Linked DNA regions of Mus musculus: region 1 is linked to region 2. The links are chromatin loops, found by intact Hi-C in ENCODE. Cell type or tissue: heart. All regions are shown on one strand.

Region 1 (8,000 bases), 110 kb after region 2:
CAGTAATAACGGGAAAGTGTGGAAGCTGATCCTTCCTCAATTGCCTCTCTCCCCTCCTGGCAGATCCAATGCCACTTCGGAGAGTCCTGGAGGACCCAGGGTTCTAGTCCCTGGAAACTAAGTGGTGAGTGACTATCCTATTATTTAATATCTGAGTGAAGTCTGGGAGTAATTTGTTATACAGTGACAGAATAGAAAAATATTTTCTCCTGCCCCAGATGACTATCATCAGGACTTGTTTACCGTTCTCTTGGCTTTCATTTATCATATTGACGGGCACCTGCTTGCCTAGATACATGGTTGTGTTCCTCAGGTTTTGATCTTTCAGCCTTGGCTTACTTTCTGTTTACCGTTATGATCTACTTTTCTTATTCAAAACCAGGCTCCTGGACCAAGTCAGGCTGCTCTTGGAGTTCATTCATTTTCCCTCATGTGAATTTCTGCATTCTCCTGTTCTTGGACAGAGAGAGTGTTTTCAGTGTTTTGCTATGGCAACCAGGCTGCTATGAACATTCTTGTGTGACTCCTGGAACATCTGAGCTATGTTTTCTCTAGGGTCTGTGTCTAGGAGCGAACCGGCCAGCTTATATGCTATTAGCATCAACTGTAGAATGCATATTTTTCCCTGTGTTGATAGTCTCATTTTAGGCAACTGCAGCACCTAAGAATTTCTTTGTCCCTCATCCATTTGATATCGTCCTATTAGATTCTGCATTTTTGAAAGATTTAAAATCACATTTCATTGCAATTTAACTTGTTGTTTCCTAATTGCTAAGATGACCCCCCCAACACACATTTATTATGGTATATTAGGTTTTATTCTCCTGTAAAATGCCCACTTTTGACCTTTGTCCAGATTTTTTTATTGGGTTGCCTTTAATGGACTGATTCATAGAAGTTTTTATGTATTCCGATTCTATCCCTTGACAGTTGTATACATTGCAAATATTTCCAGGCTTTGGATTAGATTTTCCTTTTGGGGAAGTATTTTGAGGAAAAGACATTCTAAAATTTAATGTAGACTAATCTACCAGTCATTTCCTGTCTGGCGTGCACTTTAATATTGAGCACAGAAAAGCCTTTTCCTCCACCAGTTTACAGGGACATTTCTCCTATGATTTCTTACAGTTGTAAAAGGTTAGCCTGTCACATTTAAGTCTAACCCACCTACAGGGATAGTCTAGGACATGAGGTGTGTATCAATTGGCGACGACTATCCAGATTGCTAGCTTTTCATGTGGATAACCACAGAGCCAGTACCATTTTGTTGGATGGTCCAGCCAGTTTTATGCTATTTCTGACCCAATGAAGTTTCTTTTGTTTTCTTCTCCTTTTCTTTGTCAAGTGTTTTGTTATGTAGTCCAGGCTGGCTTCAATCTCTGAATCTCCTGCCCAGGCCTTCCAAGCGCTGGGACTGCAGGCATTCACCACCACACCCATCTTCCAGTCAAGATTCTGCTTTAAGCATGTGAGTCTGTTCTTGGCTCTGCCTTAATCTCCATTGTTTTTTCTATATCCCCATACTCAAGCCCTATGGTCTTAAATTATCCCAAACTTTGTAACTACAATGTGACCCTCTCCTCACCTCTGGACAAGCATCAAGGCTGTTTAGGCCTTTTGTTCTACCGTGTATTTTGGACTTTTATGTGTGTGTGAGTGTATGTACACTCATAACGCCTGAGTGCATGTGGAGGTCAGAGGTCAACCTCAGGAGTTACTCAAGAGACTTCCACCCTTTTGAGGCAGGGTCTCATGATGGAGACCTAAGACTTAGTGATTAGGCTAGGCTGGCTAGCCAGTGAAGCCATCTCCCTAGTGCTGGGGTACTATTTTAAAACCAAGGAAAATTTCCCCTTCTCTAATTTGCAAAGTTTTGCTGAATGCTTTTCCATGAGGATCATGTTTTTTCTTCATTAAACCTCTGGTATAGTAAATTTACACTAATAACTTATTTAACAGTGATCCTGGAATTCTTGGGATTAACCCAATTTTGTTATGACTTACTATCTTTTTTCTTTTTCTTTTCTACAAAATACCATGAATAAAGCTGGTGAGATGGCTTAGTGCTTAAAGTGTGCTGCGGCTCTTGCTGAGGTCCAAATTTTGGTTCCCAGCACCCATGTCAAACAGTACACAACTTCCTCTAACTCCAGGTCCAGGGGATCGGACTCTCTCCTCTGACTTCTGCAAGTAGCTGGATACATGGGCACACGTGTATAACAGATACTTTTTTGAATGTCATGAGTTTGAGGCATGGTAGATCAGATTTGTAATCCTAGCATTCAGGAGACAGAAGCAGATGGCTTTGAGTCTGAGTCCAGCCTGGTCTACATAAATAGTTCCTGGCCAGACTGAGTTAGAGATCCTGTCTCAAAAGAAACCCGAAGACCTTTAAAACGCCAGGAGTAGCCTGTTTGCTACGAGTCCATGAATGCAATCGACCTGCAGCTTTTCTCACTTTCATATCAAGTGAAACTAACCAGAAAGAAGAGTGTGCAGAGGACGGCCTGTTTGCTACCCTCTGGGAAAATGTGTAAATCTGGAGAACAGATGGCTAAAACCTCCAGGGATACTTGTATGTGCAGACAGGTATTGAGAGTTTTGGTGATCCTTGTAATTTACAATTTTATTAACATTTCCACGATTATATAATTAAGATGAACTGCATCTTGCTCATTTTTTTCCTTTGTAACAGGAATCCAAAATCTAGTGATTGAAGCAGGTTTTACTTTTCTTGTGCATGAGCGGTGGGTTGTCCAGAGGGTTGTGGTAGCTCCCCTATGCTCCTGGCATCCACATTCCTTTCTTTCCATTCAGTCCCATAGCATGTGCTTCTGACTGCCTTGTCACTACTGGCTGGGTAGCTTCAAGCATGATGGTCTCATTCCAGACAAGATGAAGTAGAGAGAACAAGACGTGGGCAGAGTGGAGAGAGGCACACTGGTCTTTATCCATTGTCAAAACCAAGGAGACAAACACACTGAGTATGCATCATGCGTTTGAAAAGCGCATATGCATGGACTTGGACAGCTACTACCAAGCTCTCCAACTGCTCTAGCCAAGGCTCAGTGATTAGCAGCTGAAAAGCAAGAATGAAATCCAGTGAGTAGCAGCATACAAAGAATCAGCTTCAAAGACTAAACACCTAACCAAGATATGTCTGGTATGTCCAGGCCAGAGCTGTTGGGAAGGTACAGGACCTAGATAGGCTCATCTACATGTGATGCCTCTGGAAAACTTCAATTCCTACCCTAGTGCTCAAAATAGGTACCAGACCAAAGAAATCTACTTCACAGAGATGGAGACATCCCTGGGTCCATCAGCATGATCGGACAGGTCTTATCTAGCTATTGCTGCCACCTAGTGGCCGTCTTCCTTTAATGGAGGCCGAAATCTAAATGCTAAGCATGGTAGGTTCCTTGAGGCCAGGAAACCACAGAGAAGCTGGCGATCAACTTACATTTGAGAAGGTTCAGGAATGTGTTCTAAAGGAACTTGACTTGAATTTCATGTGTGTTTGATTCTTCCTGCCTGCCTCACGAGGACCACCATTTGTGAACTAGGAATGTGGTCTGCTTGTCAAATGGGCCACTTCAAAGGGAAGAGTGTGGGAAATTGGAACTATGACCACAGGCCTCTTGTATCATGTACCACACCTAAGCTTCTGGCATTAAAGGTCTTTGCAATGGTTTAACGAAGGTACATGTGAAGACTTAGCACACAAGTAACACTCAAAAGTAGCATATACACACTGAAGATGAAAGATTATGTGGTTCTTCTGCAAGGGGCAGAGTCACTCAGGGTCCTTTTGGGCCCTGCAAAATTAGAGGCCCAGATTTCCAAAGACCGAAGTATTTCTGCAAAGGTAAGTGTCTATTTGAATTATAAGATTTGCCACAATGGCTCTGTATATCTAGAAGCAGGAAGAGCCATCGGTTTAGTCAATGGAACTGACTGTCATAATTCAGTGAAAGATTGGAACTTGGTTCTTAAAATAACAGGTTGGAATATGATGGTATGTCAAAGATCCACTTGTGGTTCTGGCCCACTTTCTATGGCAACTAGACAGCAGACTCGTTTTCTAAAAGGGGTACAGTAACCAGATACCAGTCCTTTCAGATTTTTTTGGTTTTTTGGGAGGTTTGGGTTTCACTCAGTGCAGTGTCACTGAAACTCACATTAAGAGCTAAGGGGAGGGCTGGTGAGATGGCTCAGTGGGTAAGAGCACCCGACTGCTCTTCCGAAGGTCCGGAGTTCAAATCCCAGCAACCACATGGTGGCTCACAACCACCTGTAACAAGATCTGACTCCACTCTTCTGGAGTGTCTGAAGACAGCTACAGTGTACTTACATATAATAAATAAATAAATCTTAAAAAAAAAAAAGAAGATGCGCACACACGTGTCTGCTCCATCATTTCCTCCTTAAAAAAAAAAAAAAAAAAAAAGAGCTAAGGGGAATCTAGAATGTGGCTCTGAGACCTGGGGTTGGGACTCATCCCAGCAGCTGTCCTCCTAATTCCTTCACAGGAAGTGCCACACACACTGGAGTCTGGAGCTGCCTCTGAAACACAAAGGAAGGAGCAGCTGTTGAGTAGTCTGTGATGATCGGAGATGCACTGTGCCGACTCATTTCAGAGACTTTTGAATTTCCTCTGAGCAGCTACAGCTCTTGCTCTCGGCCCTTCAGGCATCTGCACTTCTTTTTTTTTTTTTTTTTAAAGATTTATTTATTTATTATATGTAAGTACACTGTAGCTGTCTTTAGATACTCCAGAAGAGGGCGTCAGATCTTGTTACAGATGGTTGTGAGCCACCATGTGGTTGCTGGGATTTGAACTCCGGACCTTTGGAAGAGCAGTCTGGTGCTCTTACCCACTGAGCCATCTCACCAGCCCGCATCTGCACTTCTTATTGGATGCTTCGATGCTTCTGGTCACACTAACTGGAGTCTTTCTTACTCTTGTTGATTTTACAGATGTTTCTCATTTTCTTAGTGGACAGCTTTATCACTTTTCTTTTTTCTATTTAGGGATTAATTTGATCATTTCCTAGTTTCAAGTAGCATTGATTACATGTTCTCCTCCTTAGTGTAAAAGTTGTTCTCTATCCTTTGGGGCACATTCTTTTCTGGAAGCTTTGAAACTTTTTACATTGTTTTACTTCAAAATTGTTTTCTGGACAAATCTCATTTCTTCTTTGATTCATGTGTTACTTAGAAGTATGCTGTTTAACTTCAGCATATTGGTGAGGCTATTCCAGGTATCTTTCTACATTCCTCTCTAAGGTTTCTTACAAATTTATTCTCACTTCCTGTCATCCAACATATGGTCTACCTTGAATACGCCATATTCATTGTCTAGAGTGATCTAGAAATGCCAACTACATCAAGTTGGTTGAATGTTGCTTATAATAAGTATGTATTTAGTGATGAGTGTGTGTGTGTGTGTGTGTGTGTGTGTGAGGATGGTGTTGACACATTCAACCTTTTAGATTTCTGGAAGATGTTTTTATTCTTTTTAAATAAGTTCTGATGTGTATGCATGTTTGCTCACATGTATACTACATACATGTACACTACATGTATGTCTGTTGCCATGAAGGCCAAAACAGGGTGTTGGAATCCCTGCAATTGAGTCACAGACTAGTCTTTCGTTGTTGTTTTGTTTTTTGAGACAAGGTATCACTGTATAGTCCTGGCCTCCAATTCACAGAGATCCTCTGCCTCCCAGTGCACCGCCATGGCCCTTTATAAGAGCAGTCAGGAGCTCCTAACTGCTGAGCCATCTCTCCAGGCTGACATTACTTCTACTAAGAGTTTATCTATAGAGATAACTTGACATCTACATGATAAGGTCCCACATCAATCTACATGACCTATACTGTGTTTTATGCTCCCACAGGACAACACACACCTGGTCACAAGGGGAGTTTGGGACAAAGCTCTACAAGCCTGCAAATCAGCATTAACCACCTGTACTGCAGAAGTTTACATGGGTGCCATTCTGGAAAACTCACATTAACTCACAAAAGCAAACAAGTGAGTGCAGACAGGAATGGGACTATCGTCCCACTACTGTTATTTATTCTCTCCTCTTCTCCTTGGTTGCTGTGCATGCCCAAATAATGTAATCATTTTTTAAAGAGAGAGAAACTATAGGGCATGTACAAACTCATGGCTACTGCACCCACCATGCTGGACGATGAACGAATAACTGAGACCAGGAAGGAATTTTTTTTAAAAAGTCCTAGAGAAAAATGAAAATACAACATTCCAAAATCCATGGAAAAATTATGAAGGTGGTCTTAAGTGGGCAGTTTACAGCTATTGGTGCCTCCAGTAAGAAGTTAAAGACAGCAAATGAATTTACTTAATGATACAACTTAGGGCCTTGGAAAAACAAAAACAAATCAAATCCCAATCCCTCCATGGGAAAAAAATAGTGCCATCAGGGAAGAAATCAATGAAATAGAAACAATAACAAAATACTAGGAGTCAATGAAACAAAAATTTGGTTAAACAGCTAGATGTAGTTGTTAAACCCTCAGCTAGACTAAAAGAAGAAATAGGAATTAATTATTAAGAAAGAAAGAAAGAAAGAAAGAAAGAAAGAAAGAAAGAAAGAAAGAAAGGAAGGAAGGAAGGAAGGAAGGAAGGAAGGAAGGAAGGAAGGAAGGAAGGAAGGAAGGAAGAAGACCGTTGGTAGTGGCCCACTCTGGAAGCAGAGGTAGGTAGGTGATCCTCTGTGAGTTTAAGGCCAGCCTAATCTACAAAGTGAGTTCCAGGACAGGTACGGTACACACAGAGAAATTCTGTCTCAACAAAGCAAAATAAATTAGAAGAAAGGGGGGCCATCACAACAGACACTGATGAAGTGTATAACATCATTAGGTCTTACCTTAAAAAGTAACACCCCACTAAGTTGGAAAAGCTGAAAGAAATGGGTGAATTTATAGATGCATATGGCCTACAAAAATAACATGAAGATGAGCAATTATGATTACATTAGTAATTCAAAATCTAAAAACAAAAAAGCCCAGGTTATCAGACTTTCCAGTGTTCCTCCAGTGTTCCTAGGCTAGAAAAGGAAGAGACATTACCAAACTCCCTTACGATGCTCCTATTCGCCTGATACCGAACCAAGATGAAACAAAACTCTACATCAATTTCCCTGATGAACATAGACACAAATATTATCAACAAGCTACTTGCAAACAGAATTCAAAAATACATTTAAAAAGATCATTCACAACCATGAAGCTAGTTTTAGTCCAGAGATAGAGACTGTTTAATATACATATCAATAAATGTTATTTATGCCTTTCACGTTAAAGTCTCAAGTGCACTCAGAATAAAAGGAACCTCAGTATCGAAAAAGTTACACGACAAACCTGTATTTTGTTAATATAATCCAAAGGTGTCCATTTTCTATACTCTTATTCAATCATACTAGAAGTCTTAAACTAAAGCCACAACCTAAGCAGACAAATAAAAGAAAACCAGGAAAGAAGTCCAAACACCTCTATTTGTAGATGGTATGATTCTATACACAAAAGAATATAAAGAAACTACCAAAAAAACTCTTAAAACTGTTGAACACAGGGCTGGAGAGATGGCTCAGGGGTTAAGAGCACTGACTGCTCTTCCAGAGGTCCTGAGTTCAATTCCCAGCAACCACATGGCGGCTCACAACCATCTGTAAATGGAACCAGATGCCCTCTTCTGCTGTGTCTGAAGACAGCTACAGTGGACTCATAAATAAAATAAATTCTCAAATATAAAAATTGTTAAAAATACATTAAGATGTGACTGACACAAAATATTCTTTTAAGCCGGTGGTGGTGGCACACGCTTTAAAAACAAACAAACAGGGCTGGTGAGATGGCTCAGTGGGTAAGAGCACCCGACTGCTCTTCCAAAGGTCAGGAGTTCAAATCCCAGCAACCACATGGTGGCTCACAACCATCCGATCACGAGATCTGACTCCCTCTTCTGGAGTG
Region 2 (8,000 bases):
AAACCACACCCAAGTCAAGATTCCCAGGTTTTGACGGGTAAAGCGCGCCAGTTACATTAGGAGTTCCGCTGCCCTGAACTCTCTCGGGGTCTTGCTGCACTCTCCCTCCCACTAAGAGCCCTTGCTCAGATCTCTGGCACTCTGCAGTGTCTCTTTAAAGCCTCTATGCCTTTGTAAGCCTTTGTGCCTTCACACATCCTGACCTGACCCCTCCTCTGACAAGCCTTTCATGGCTTTCTCCACCAAGCAGTCTCTTCAATGTCCCCTCCAGTATTCCTGCCGTGTGTCCCTCCACAGTTCTCTCTCGGGGGCCCAGATGGTCATTCTCTCTTCACTGCACTGCCTACCCTTTATTAATGCTCATCTGACCAATCCTAACTCGGTAGCTGCCCCAGTGAGCTGGGGGCTCTTTGAGGCAGGACCTCTGAATGAGTCCTGGTGGCCTTTGAACAGAAAGCTGCAATCCTACAACCTCTACAATCCTCTGCAGGGATAGTGCACTCATTGTTCAGTTGCTTTTCTTGTTGATCATCCACCCAGACCCTAGGGCTCCTGCTCTCATCCCACCTCTGGCCTCATCAGCATGCCAGGCTAGTAGATTATTAACATCTGGAGCCAGGCACGGGGAAGAGCAAGCCCCTTTGGCAGGAATTAAACCCAGTAGATTCGAGCTTATGGGCTTTTCATGAGTCTGTGACCCCGTGCTAATTCATTCTGAAGAATGCCCATGGGAAGGTGGTGGGGGTCTTCACTTAAGCTGCCTCTCTGCTGGGTGCCTGTGGTAGCCATCCATCCATGGGAAAGAACTACCAAGCCTAGGTCCCTGGTTTCTATAATTTAATCCATTATGTGACTCAACTAAGACCCAGATCATTTTTAGACCTCATCTTTAGGACAAGGCTCAGGACCATGAGTCTCTAAGAACCTAATCACCTCGACCTTGTGTAGGGATTTTTCTTTTTCCGGTAGTGGAAATCAGACTCAGGGCTCCTCCTGTGCTCGGCAAGGGCTCTGTCACTGAGCTACACCCCTAGACGTCTTTCTTAGCTTTGGTTTTGAGATGTGGTCTCACTAAGTTATGCAGGCTAGGCTGGCACTCTCTCTGAGTCTCTGGTGGGCCTGATCCACGTGATCCTCTTGCCTCAGCCTCCTGAGTTGCTAGGGTTACCGGCTTGAACCAGTAGATCCCACTCTATCTGAAGGCTTAACACTAATCTTAGTGGGGTAGAACAGTGAGAGGCCACTATGAACAAACACAAATCTTCACTTCCCATCAGGAGACCAAAAGAGGGAATGGAAGAAGATCATGAGCCTCTAGGATGGGGTGCAGATGTCAGGCACTTCTGGGGGGGTACTCACAAGCCTGAGGAAATCCCTCCCTCCTAGGTCTCTAAGTAAGGACACCTGGGGGATGTGTCTTCAACTAGACTGTTCAAACTGACAGCCAGGAGAGCAGGAGGCAGGCTACAGAACACAGACAATCTCCTCTACCTCTAAAGCCACCCTTTGGATGAATGAAATGGCACTGCCAAGGCCAGCCTAGATTTTCACTGTGGTTTTATAATGTAAATAAATACAATGTAAACCATTTATAAACGTCTATCCTGCTAACCCTTATGTCGGTTACTGATGGCTTTCTATGATTTTTGCCCACTGCTTCCTCACAGTCTCACTCCTGCAGGCGCCTTCAAGGGTGACTTGGGTTGGACTTCCTCTCAGCCCTGAAAGAAGTTGAGCAAACCAGCACATTCCAATGCAGCGGCCACGGGGATTGGTTCAGGGTGGCCATGTGACCGAAGGGACCTAATCAGTGTGCCCTATAGGACTTACACTGGGCAATGCTGATGCAAACTTGAGGTTCCTTAGGGCCCAGAGTTGTTTGGGGATCTGATTCCAATCGTGCTGAATGGGTTCCTGGGGCAGACAATCTAAGGTCAATATGGAACACTATATTTGCATGGGTCTTTCTTTCTTTAAAGATTTATTTATTTATTTATTTATTTATTTTGTGTGAGTACATCGCTGTCTTTAGACACACCAGAAGAGGGCATCAGATCCCTTTATAGATAGATAGGTGGTCACGAGCCACCATGTGGTTGCTGGGAATTGAACTCAGGACCTCTGGAAGAGCAGTCAGTGCTCCTAACCGCTGAGCCATCTCTGCAGCCTCTCCGTGGGTCATTTTATTGCATTTTATTGTAGTTTTGAGAGCATGGTAGCTTGAAGTTCAGTAAGCTGCCTCAATGAACCAGAAGGGAGGGGAGGCCAGAACTGTTCGGAGCTATAGTAGAGAGAAAAACAGACGTCAGGCAGAGAGGCCGGAACAAGGTTTAGCCTAGCACTAGTCTTCCAGAAAACACATCCTTTTCCTTTCTTAACTGTGGCTCTGCGGGTTATGGGTTCTGTTCCTTATAAGAGAAAAAAAAATATCCCCCTCTGTGCCAGGTTGCTCTGGACCCTGACCTTGAACTACAGAATCACAGGTGAGTCTGATGAAGTACGGTAGCATCCCTGCTCTGCCCTCTAGAGGCAGACATAGTCATTGCCTTTGTGTCTGTGTTGGAAGACTGGGTCCAGGGGGCAACAGACACATTGGCTCTGGAAGAGTGGGACTGTCGCCTGACTATTAGCTTTCTCTTCCCCTTCGGTTCCAGCCTAGCCTCTGGGCTAGTGAATAGTGACACACCTACCTGGGCCTCCCTTCCCACTTGCTCTACCAGTCCTGTTTGGAAAGGCCCTCTCAGAGGTTAGCTCTGTGAATTCTAGGTTCTTGCCATCATCTTGGCCAGGTTGACTATCTAGATTAACCATCACAAGGGGAATGGGATGCGAAGTGACCTAAGGGGTCTGGGATCAGAGGACAGCAGAAGAGGACCAGGCCAAGGGCACTGTTGGAAGAGTTAGTGTGACTTTTAGAAAGGGGTTAAGAACTTGTGAAAACCCTCCACGGCCTTCACCACCGGAGCCTCAAAGCCCGTCGCCTGAACATTTCTCTTCCTGTTCACTGTGACATAGGAAGGAAATGAAGAGTCAAGGGAGCTCTGGGTTTGGAGGAAGACTCCAGCGAGGTCAGTCGACAGAGGGCTGCATAGCTAAAGATGAGCCACCCAGGAAGCTGAAGGGGTAGCCTGCCTCCACTGCTGTGGCCAGGGTACAACACTAATGGGAACTTTGGGCTCCAGTTTTCAAGTGGGGGTCTCTCCCATTGGCTCCAGGCTGAGGTGTAGCTGTCTTTGCTCGTATTTACGCCCCTGCAATGCAAAAGCAATGCCACCAGGTGGCAATGAGGAGTTACCTTGAGCGGTGTGTGTTATTCTAAGTGGGCATTTTGGATTTGCTCCCATGCAAATGCTTTTCGGTTTCAGCTCAAAGGGTACTTAGAATCTATAACTATGATCAATTTGAGTATCGCTTTAGTAGCGAGCCGCTGAATTATAATTGGGGTTTTTATACATGGTCCCCTCATCTCCTCTACACTAACCCTCCTCTCCCACTTCTGTGCTAGGGATTCATCCCAGGGAGATGCACGCGCTAGGTAAGAGCTCTACCACCAGGCTGCATCCTCGGTCCCCATCCTATGGCCATCTTTCTAACCCTGAGTGGCGAAGCTCTGCCAGATTCTAGCTGTGTGTCTGGAGCAAGTCACTTATCTCTGAGCTCAAAGCAAATCTCTGCACTGTGGGGGGTGGAGTAGGGAGATGGGGGTGTGTGTGTGCACGCACTCTGCACAGGGCTTTCTTGAGGCACACAGGACAGATTAATGCAAGTGGGTGCCTAGTGAAATACTCTATGTAACTTAGGAAGTACCCGACCAGTGACAGGTAAAGACAAAAGGAGCAGGAGATAAGGGGAGGCCAGAAATCACAGTTCACAGTGTATGGGTGGCTACCTATAGACACACCTCAGGAAACTAATCCTTTTCAATTGCAAGGCAAAGCCCTTCCTGCCAGGTATTTTAAGGCCAGAGCCCTTCTGGAATGCTCTTTACCTTGTGGTAAACTTTGCAAGAGCATTCCCACCAGGTGCCTTGCGGATCTCTTAAAAGGTAAAAGGGCCTCCCTCACCTGTGGGAAAGCCAGCCTTGAGAACACGATGCTAAAGTCTCAAGTTCTTTACCTGACACCACCCTCCAGTCTCACTGCCTCTGTCTCTTCTCTGTTCTCCACCAAGTGGCTTGGACAGGAGTGTCCCGCCAGGGGTGAAATCTTGAGTCTGCCCCTCCCCCTAGTAGAGCCACAAGGCCTTGGTCGAGAGCACAGCACTTCTGCAAGGGAGCACTGGTTCACTTCAGACTGTAGCGGTACAAATCATGTGACGCTTTATTTTCCTCAGCTTGCATGGGCAGAGCTAGCACCTCATAAAGTGACGGGGAAATATGTGGCTGGTTTCATAAACCAGGGCTACAAAGGCTCACTTGTGCTGGGCCAGCCACGCAGCCTGTGTAGGCTCCAAGGATGCCTCACAAGCCTGCCCAGGTCTGGGCAGTGAGGTCCGCAGACAGCATGGCCTGCTTGACACCGGCCACCTGTGTGCAGACCACGGGACCTGGCAGCATTTCAACTGTGCCACGCCGCCGTCACCTCTAACGGACCTGCAGATCCTCGGCTGCCAAAAGCAATAGCCACCAGGGGCCATGCCGAGGGGATCCTTGAGCTGGGCCTGGGAGGCCTCAAAGAGGCTTCTGTGGCCAGTCAGGGGGAACCACCCAGGAGCTGTCCACAGAGTGGCAGTGTCCGGGTCACTGGCTGGCTCCAGCAGGCTCCCCTCATAGAATCCACCTACAAGTTCCCTCCTGCCAGACTCTTGTCTTCCTCCCCCTCCCCCAAGAAGTGAGGACTGTCTGGCCTTCCGACCATTGCTCCTGTCTGGTGTGCCTGGAACATCTTTACCCCGGACCATTTTTGCCTGCACAAGGGCCGCCCCTGTAACGCTGCACCCATAGAGACTGGTCCTATCCACAAGCTGACAGCCCTCACTGCCTGTATCCCTCACTCAGCCCCTAATCATTCCCTTATGGGTGAGGCTTATTACTTAATGCCAGGATTATTTATTTCACCGACACCTCACTGACTGAAAGCTGCTGGAGAAAGAGCCCTTTCAACATCCGTGGATTTTCCTGATCAGCTCTCATCTTAAGCAACCAGTGTGTTTTTAGCTTGATCTCTTAGGGTGGGGATTTGCTAAAATGCCCGTGCCCTCGTCTTGAAAACAACCCCTCTAAATAATGGAATCCATTTTGGACGGCTCAGCATCAGAAGGGGAAAAGGTCACTTTTGGTACCGCGCCTTGCTCTGTGTGGCTTCTGAGGTTGGGGCTGCTTCTTCAGAGGGCCTTCCATGACTATTCCAAAAGGTTCTTGCTCTCTTCCTGGAGGCAGGTAGTCAGACTGCGGAGCAGCAGTGGGCTGGGGCCCCTCTGGCTTCACTGTCTCACGTTCTTGATGCTTTTTCTCTGACTGTAGCGGGAGGCAGCTAACCACAAGTGTCTACTTGAGCTGCTTGTCTGTGAACTTCAGAGAGCTTCTGGGGAGACTTAAACAGACTGCAAGCTCCTTCCAAGGCCCCGAGGAACTTTCCCAGCCACTCTAGCGGGCATGAGCAACTAAATCTGTTCCTGTGTCCACACTTGCTTAGTTAGGGCCCCGCTGTGGCCACCCGTGCCTGCCCTGAGTATCTCAGGAATCTGTCCTGAGTGACTTGCTCCGGGGGTGTGGCTTCTCTCCAGCCCTCCACTGTGGCATCCTGCTTAGGATTAATTGCATTTTGGAAGGGCAGACTGGACTAAGACCGGATGGGCTCAAAGCATGCATGACCTGGCACCATCTGCCAACTGCTGTCTTTAGAGGGATGCTGTTTGACACCTTCGGGGACTCTATAGCCTTGTAGCAAAGAGTGGTTGTAATCCCTGATCTTGGAAAGACAGAGATGTCAAAGAGATTTAAGTAACGCATAGGACAGGCACAGCCACTTGGGGATATTTCTGGCTTGTTGTTTTGTTTTGTTTTGTTTTGATCTGATATAGGCTGAGATGGAATCCTCCTTCCATGTCACAGTTCCAGTTGAGGAGCTAGCATTGAGCACAGGCTGACGGGATACAGGGGCTTTGGGCAGGAGGATTAGGGGAACCCTGGAGTCCAGCCAGCAGGGACAAGGATGAGCTGTGGCTGTCTAAACTCTCCTTGGTGACGCTGTCCTTGTGCAGCCATTCTGACCGCAAGGCATTCGGAGGTGCCGTGCCTGGTCCTGGGCAGTAATAATGAATACAATTCCACTCTTCCCCTGAAGTATCCTCATTGAAAACTCTTCCAAGTTGAAGGTTTTACTTCTTGTACGCTGGCTTTGGCATTCAGGGAGCAATGCTTGTCTCCACGGCCTTGCTTCCCACCATTCTCCCTGCATGCCACCCACCGCCACCGCCTCAGCCCTGTAATCTTACCTCAGGGCCTTTGCCCAAGCTCATCTTTCTAATGTGAATAATTTGTCTCTCCCCATCCCATTTAACAGACTCTTACTAGGTAAATCTGCCTCTGTATCTCACAAGGTCCCTCTGTTAGCCTTCCATGATCCCCAGGACAGACCAGGCTCCTGTTATACTCCTCTTCTGGACCACAATTTCTCCTATATGCTATCACCATAGAAGTAACTACATGATATTTTCTGCAATTGCTTGGGCTATTTGTCCTCCCTGCTAGGTGTCTTCCTTGGCTGGCATCCCCTCTCTCTGTCGCGTGCATCATCACAGGAGCCAGCATGAAGCATACACTCAGTGAAGTGCACTTTGGCAGGCAGTGACTGTGCCTTTCACTTGTCTGGGCCACTCCAACCTGCTACCTGTTCTCAAGCCCTGTCTGAACCCTGATCCCTTGGTCTTTCTACCCAGACACACCTTTTGCATTAGCCACTTTCCTATTTCTGTGATAAAAGACCATGACCAAGACAACTTAAGGAAGGGAGGGTTTATTTGGGGCTTACAGTCCCTGAGGGATAGGACAGGAGCCCATCACCACTATGGTGGAAAAGCATGGCAGGAAACAATGGCAACTAGAACAGTAAGCTTAGAGCTCACAGATTTTTTAAAAATTTAATTTATTTAATGTATATGAGAGCTCTGCTGCATATATACCAGCATGCCAGAAGAGGGCATCAGATCTCTTTATAGATAGGTGGTCATGAACCACCATGTGGGTGCTGGGAATTGGATCAGGACCTCTGGAAGAGCAGCCAGTGCCCTTAACCACCAGAGCTCACAGCTTGAACTGCAAGCAGGAAGCAGAGACACTGGGCAAAGCCCACCTCCAGTGGCATACTTCCTCCAACAAGGCCATGCCTCCTAAGCCTTCCCAAACATAGCCACTAACTGAAGACCAAGTGCCTGAGACTTGGGGTGTTGGGGGTGGGAGACAACATCTCATTCAAACTATTACACATTCCTTGCCCACTGCTTGCCGTTTGATGAAGGAATGAATGAGTCACGTGGGAGCAGGAGGAGCTGGAATGGCAGATAAGCCACACGAGAGCCCCAGGTGCTCCGCTGCCTGGCTGACATGTCTGGAGGATTATCTGTGGATCCCAGGACTCAGGGGTGAAATGGCAAGCGTCCTTCTAAGCATGAGGGAGACCCTGAAGTGTCTCCAGTGAGCCACAGCAGGTAGTGGGAATGAATAGTGGAGGGCCATGAGGACTGATTTAAGGCCCACAATGCACTATTGACATAGTTTGTGTTTAGCAAGAGGCTAGCTGTCTAGCTTTTTTAGAAAGGTAGAAAATATTCAGATGGTGGGAAGAGCTGATGTGTCCATCACTTAGGAGAAATAGCAAGTGAGTTACTCCAAGAGTCCTTAGCAGGGATCACCTCCTGAGGTCGCTAGCCCTGTGCTGGTAGTCTACCTGTTATGCTATTTGCACCTCAGATAACTATAGTAAGTGTGGGTTGTTATTTCCACTTTAGAACTGAGACAGGGGTCTGGGATGGCTGAGAAATTTGTCTGGGGTTCCAGAATT

What was found. Hi-C counts contacts between places; a loop is a spot of excess contacts. Peaks named below come from ENCODE experiments on the same cell type or tissue, not always from the same donor. Only the 100,000 strongest peaks of a DNase experiment are listed, where the experiment ranks them.
Region 1: a loop joins it to region 2, with 7 times the contacts of the local background. A loop is called at or near these places in 25 of 42 quality-filtered maps.

The regions. Positions count from the first base shown.
Region 1 is chr9:97,065,577-97,073,576 of GRCm38, forward strand. No RefSeq gene overlaps it. Among named protein-coding and RNA genes, the nearest start is that of Gm19325, 14 kb to the left of the region's middle. In heart, a CTCF peak has its summit at 3,363 (motif pointing left); a DNase peak (open chromatin) is centred at 3,375.
Region 2 is chr9:96,957,911-96,965,910 of GRCm38, forward strand. The region is part of intron 2 of Spsb4 (splA/ryanodine receptor domain and SOCS box containing 4); the gene reads right to left. Among named protein-coding and RNA genes, the nearest start is that of Gm16010, 52 kb to the right of the region's middle. In heart, CTCF peaks have their summits at 2,530 (motif pointing left) and 3,272 (motif pointing right); no DNase peak of the experiment used is centred here; H3K27ac peaks cover 3,672 bases.